2 separate regions of the Homo sapiens genome follow, and region 2 is linked to region 1. Evidence: chromatin contacts called from ENCODE Hi-C or POLR2A ChIA-PET data. All regions are on one chromosome and are shown on one strand. Each heading gives the region's core, a stretch centred on a gene start or an enhancer-like site at or near the end of the contact. The rest is flanking DNA. Distances are from core to core; before and after follow the strand shown.

Region 1 (2,773 bases), core at 104-2,603:
ATTTAATAAATATCTTTATTGAGGTTCAAAATCAATTAGATACACGTGGTTTGTGGGAGGATCTGTTTGGTAAGAGATGTGAAAAAAAGTAGAAAAACTTTAATTACCACAAGCTGAGTGTAGGCCAAAAAAAAAAAAGGAGGCAAACTAATCATGGTCTTTATTAAGAAAATTACTTATTTATAAACAAGCCCACCAGGAGTGAGGCAGGTCTAGGTGGCAGAATGTCAGTGCTGTTCATAAATCTGGTATCTACAGCATAATTTTCAGTACTGCATTTCGGAAAGACATTGGCTCTTACATGGGGTATGGTTCAGAGGACAAATAATCTAAAAATCATGTTCCACAAGAAAGGAGTAAAGGAGTGGATCATATTATACTTGAAATATTTCTTTAAAAGGATATGAGCACATTCTTCAAATAATAGAAAATACTTAAAGCTCACTATATATTAGTGTATGTTCTAGGTAATTTATATTTGTGATCTAATCCTCCCAAGTTTTAGCCCAATTTTATAATAGAGGAAACTGACTTTCAGTGAGACCAAATTTGATCAAGACACTTAGTCACAGTCAGAGATGAGTGCAAGCTCATATCTATTTAGTTCCAAAACATGATGAATCCAGCTATGTGATGGGCTGTCATGTGCAAAGGACAGAGAATTTTGATGTCACTCCATAAAAAGGAGAAATAATACATGGAACAAAATTAAGTTGGCTCAAAAGAGACTACCCTAAAAATCTTTTATACCAACAGTCTACCTGTGAATGATAAGCTGACACAGCAATACCAGTATGCCTCTGAAAGTACACTGCTTTCAAGGCCAGGTGTAGGGGCTCATGCTTGTAATTCCAGCAGTTTGTGAGACAGGCAGGAGGATTGCTTGAGGCCAGGAGGCCAAGGCTGCAGTGAGTCATGATCATGCTACTGCACTCAAGCCTGGCAACAGAGCTAGATTCTGTCTCAAAACAAACCAACAAAAAAAGTACACCGCTCTCATACTAATTTATAAAAAATGCATTTAAAATAATTTCTAAAGTGTTGAAACCATTTTGGTATTTATCAGTGCCTACTTAAAAAAGAAAGCGATATGACACAGCTTTAGTAAGAGTCAGAATACATAGTTTCTTTGTTTGAAGACAGATCTGAAACTTTGGATGATTATCATAATCTCTATTGGATTCATTTTTCTCACGCATAGACTGAAGAGATGTGCATAGCTGGTTGATTTCTAAGGTTTCTTTCTACTATACAATTATGTGATTTTTAAGACCACCTACAAAAAAAAATCTTATGTGTGATTACAAGTCACAATGTTGTAATCTCATTTTGCCTGTTTGAACAAGTCATCCAAAATGAGCAATCAAGCCTTGTGTGTGTTCAATTGAAGTTCAGTTACATGTATAAATATTGGGTAGATTTAAAATTCTTTTTAATATTTTCAGATTTAAAAATGTAGAACAGGATTCCTTACTTATTCTTATTAAAAATAAAATAATTTATGAGTATCTAAGTATGAATTAAGTATAAATTTAAATATTTAATTATTTGTAACATTATCTATTTCAAAGAAACAGATGCATATCTTGTTAAAATTCTCTTGGTACCCCTTGACCCAGAAACTAATATTAGCGATGACCACAATTTGGAAGGAAGAGATTATTTCAGGACACCATCAGCGGATGTGAACATGCTGTTATAATGTCTATATTTGGCTCTGTAACATGATCTAATCTCACAAGACTGAAATGACTATTGTGAACTATGACCTAGAATTATTGTGAGAATGGGGCTCAATAATTTATTTTTGAAATAACTTTGCAATAGAGTTCCAAATAATAAATGAGATTTTAAGTAGATAGGCTTTTCTTTAGGAATTTTCCTCTTAATGCTGTAATTGACTATACTGGACCTTTACATAGAAGACTGAAGTCACTACATAAAGCAAGGATGGTACAGACACCTTTTTAAAGGCTTTCAAGGGAAAATATTAACTTTTAATATGTAGTTTCATTTAAAAGTACATGCCATTTTTAAAAAAGTGATTGATTATTCTGCTTACCTTAAACACAGCATGAATTACCAGCTAAGTTACAAATAATTGTTATACAATAACATACCCTGTAGCCTTAGAAATACTTTTGGAAATGCCACAACTTAGTGTTATCTGTATGATTACCAAATGGCCATATTTATGAAGTACAGAAGACCATTCTGAATGTACATTAACTGACACAGTCTAAAAGTCACTTTTTTCACAAATTTATAAATTTTCAACTAGTCAATAACATATAGTGAATAAAATAAAATTCGGTTGTGATTTTTTAATCTGCCTAAAAGTGGTTCTTAATCAATAAAATATTTCTCTATAATACATATGCTGATACAATTCTAGAAAATCATTGACACACTTTTTCTCATTAGGCTCAATATCTCAAGATAGACAATTCATTTAAAAGAAAGTGGTCTAAATTATTTTCACTTTATTGTAGAAATTATATCATCTTTTAAATAAATTTAACTGACATTCAGAAATGAGACTTTTTTCTCATTTCTAGTTGAATACTTTGGTTGAACAAAATACAACATTAAACATACCTGCATGAGCAAGTACTGCAGTTCCTACTGAGCCCATTGACTTTTCTTCCACATCCCCACTGCTCTGTAATTTAAGACAGTGTGTGTGTATATATGTATGTATATACGTATATGTATATACGTATATGTATATACGTATATGTATATACGTATATGTATATACGTATATGTATAT
Region 2 (2,773 bases), core at 124-2,623, 83 kb before region 1:
AGGCTCTTTCACGCTCTTTGGATTGTGATGTGTTTCATCTCAATTGTTAGCTTTTAAACCGAATTTTTTAATGTGGTTAACTGAGATAAGTGAACATGATGGCAAAATACATATATTTCATTGCTTCTTCTGCTATATTCTTTTCAATGTTAAATATTCTATAATTCTAGTAAGTGTATGACTTTATATATTTATGACCAAGTTTTATTGTTAGATTGAGCCCTTAGAGACTCTCTGTTTTCCAAGCAATAATTTATATGTTTTAACAGTTTTAATTTGGAATACTTAAAACATCACTTAGCATGGTTGATTGCATGTAATTACCACCTGTGAATATCTGTTGTGTGAAGAGACTTCAGTTTAGTAATATTAATATTGAAAAAAACAATATAAATATGCTTGCTATTTTGCTGTTTTCTATAAATAATGCTTTGATGTGCAAAAGAGTCTTTAGTTTCCCAGCTGTAGTCCTACTAACCCCTCTAGACTCAAGTGTTACTTCCTAAAAGGTGTCTTCCTGGACCCCTAAAAGTGGGATCTTCCTGTCCTGAGTGCTTCCTGTGCGTATTTCTGTTCCTGCAGTTGTCGTGCTATTTTGTATTAATGCTGCTCTCTCTCTGGGCCTGTTTTTTTCCACCAGACAGTGAACTTCTTAAAGGCCAAAAATGTAGACTATAATTCTTGTACTCTCCATGCCTGGAATATAAAATGTGCTGCGTATTTCTAGAATAAATGGATAAATGAAAATATTGTCTATTTTGCTAGATGAAAATCCATGATTCCACATCTGTATAAACGAACAAATGTGGCTGCGTAAAAGTGAAAATACTCTAGAAGATGGGGTCATTACTTCCTCATTTTAATGTAGCCCTCTATACATGCCCCAATATTTCTATCAGGCAACTTTTGTGCAAGATAAATGTATTCAATGTAACTGTCTGGGAAGATAATTTGTAAGAACATATTTTTCTGAGAATTTCACATTGTGTTCACTTATCTCAGTTAACAACATTAAAAATTCAGTTAAAAAAGTTTTTAAGGACTTTATTATCAGAAGCATAGCTGCCATTGTGTATATGAGTACATGCGTGTTTCTCTTTACTGTCAAGTTTTTCTGATTAGAAGTAAAATCACATTCCTTTTGGAATCCAGATATTTTTAGTGTAAGACAAAACTATTTTTAAATTGGCATATCAACACTCTTAGGCTCCAAGAGATACTCTCCATTCTCCTCAAAATAACTGTATGTGACTAGATTGGTTCTCCAGGTTCTCACACACCGTGTGACCCTAGCATTTGTAGGTGAGAACACTTATTTCATCAGAGGCTTAGTCACTTCCAATATGCTGGACTGGGCTGGCTCACACCTCTAGGTCACAGGAGTGTCCCATGTTCTGGATCAGGGAGCAATTATGCTGCCTCTGTAATAGGCCTTGCTGTTGATGTTGCTTTTACTTTGGTACTCTGGTTTTGAGTACTGGGGTCCATAATTTTGTCTTCATAAATCCTTCTAGGTATTAGATTCTGTACCAGAAAAATCACTTTCAATGAACTAAAGTTCCTGAACTTATTTTCTCCTAACAAGGTCTTAGACAGCTGCTTTGCACATTCTCTAATACATTCTATGCCTAATATAAGAATATTGATTATCTATTTGCACCAGATATGACGGCTTTACATAGACCATCTCATTTGGAATATTTTATCTAATCCAATGAATACCATTCAAACCAAATACTCGTGAGTATTTCTTATGTGAGCTGATGGTAGGGGCTGTTGTTAGGCTCACACAAGAGAGCAAGCCTTGAGGCTGATATTTACCAGTCAGATCTTCCTTACTCTTTGGTACGTCCCATCTAGGGACTCACAACTCCATTAACACCTACATGTTTGATACCCACTGTGATATACCTGGTATCAGGGGCCTACATTGCAACCAAATGGGGTAACTTGCTTTACTGAACCCTATGAAATCAAGACACAAATGCACAGTAGGCTCCCTTCTCCTTGGGCTTTTAAAAAATTTTTCCATAATAAAAATGGAAAATGGGATTGCTGCCTTCATCAGCACTAACCTTATATCTCTGGAATTTTTTTGTTCCAACCAACTATACCATACTGTTAATATTCTGATATCTGTTTTACTTGGTTCTTCAATTCAAATTTTTCTCTTAAGAGCACTAGCTTTAATCCTTAGACTCAGACACACTATAATACTTTGACCCGTAAATCATCTTGGTTGATTTTCTAACATTTGCCCTCTGGCATCAGGCACCATGATGTAAGGACTCAGAACTCTCTGTGCTATCATCACAACTCAAAAATCCTGGCCCATTACTGGCCTGGTCCCCCACTAACTCACAGAATAGCATATTCTCTCTTTTCCTTGCCTATATGAAGCTCCAAATTTTGTAGAAACAGAATTTTCTGAGATATTAATTTTTATCTGTCCCTTCTGTATCTCCTTTTATCCCTCTTCCAAGGAGATACTAAGGCCTTTGAGTTTCCTTGTCAAAAATATTCATTTTTATGGGATAAAAACAAAAGCTGCTTGAGGCCAACTGCTCTTACTGTCTTTTGTAAAAGTTAATGCTCATTGAAAAAGTGATGCTAATGACCTGGAGAAAAATTTTAAAAGTATGGAATATTTTTAAGAGTGAGAATTGTGGGAACAATCTCCAGCTTCTAGGAAGGAGACATGAGACTAGTAAGATGACAAAGACCTGGGTTCCCGCTAATAAGGGGAGACACATTACAGAAGGAATAGAAGATA

What was found. Hi-C counts contacts between places; a loop is a spot of excess contacts on that map. ChIA-PET counts read pairs that join two places held with the same protein, here RNA polymerase II (POLR2A). Pooled maps may share reads with other maps.
Region 2: a map of psoas muscle shows a loop between it and region 1 (2.5-fold over the local background). The contact joins two enhancer-like sites. A Hi-C loop is called at or near these places in 4 of 168 maps with a recorded cell type or tissue (heart left ventricle, heart right ventricle and psoas muscle) and 5 of 50 pooled maps. POLR2A ChIA-PET finds 5 or more read pairs at or near these places in 2 of 52 experiments (AG04450 and WTC11).

The regions. Positions count from the first base shown.
Region 1 is chr7:80,497,596-80,500,368 of GRCh38, reverse strand. The region is part of intron 1 of GNAT3 (G protein subunit alpha transducin 3); the gene reads left to right. All of the region lies in intron 2 of LOC107986812 (a long non-coding RNA gene), which reads right to left. Among named protein-coding and RNA genes, the nearest start is that of GNAT3, 13 kb to the left of the region's middle. Within about 2 kb of position 1,353, at least 12 of the 41 ENCODE cell types and tissues checked have a DNase peak (open chromatin) inside an H3K27ac peak, as active enhancers do; they include heart right ventricle, where a contact is called at or near this core.
Region 2 is chr7:80,580,217-80,582,989 of GRCh38, reverse strand. No RefSeq gene overlaps it. Among named protein-coding and RNA genes, the nearest start is that of CD36, 57 kb to the left of the region's middle. Within about 2 kb of position 1,373, at least 3 of the 41 ENCODE cell types and tissues checked have a DNase peak (open chromatin) inside an H3K27ac peak, as active enhancers do; they include heart right ventricle, where a contact is called at or near this core.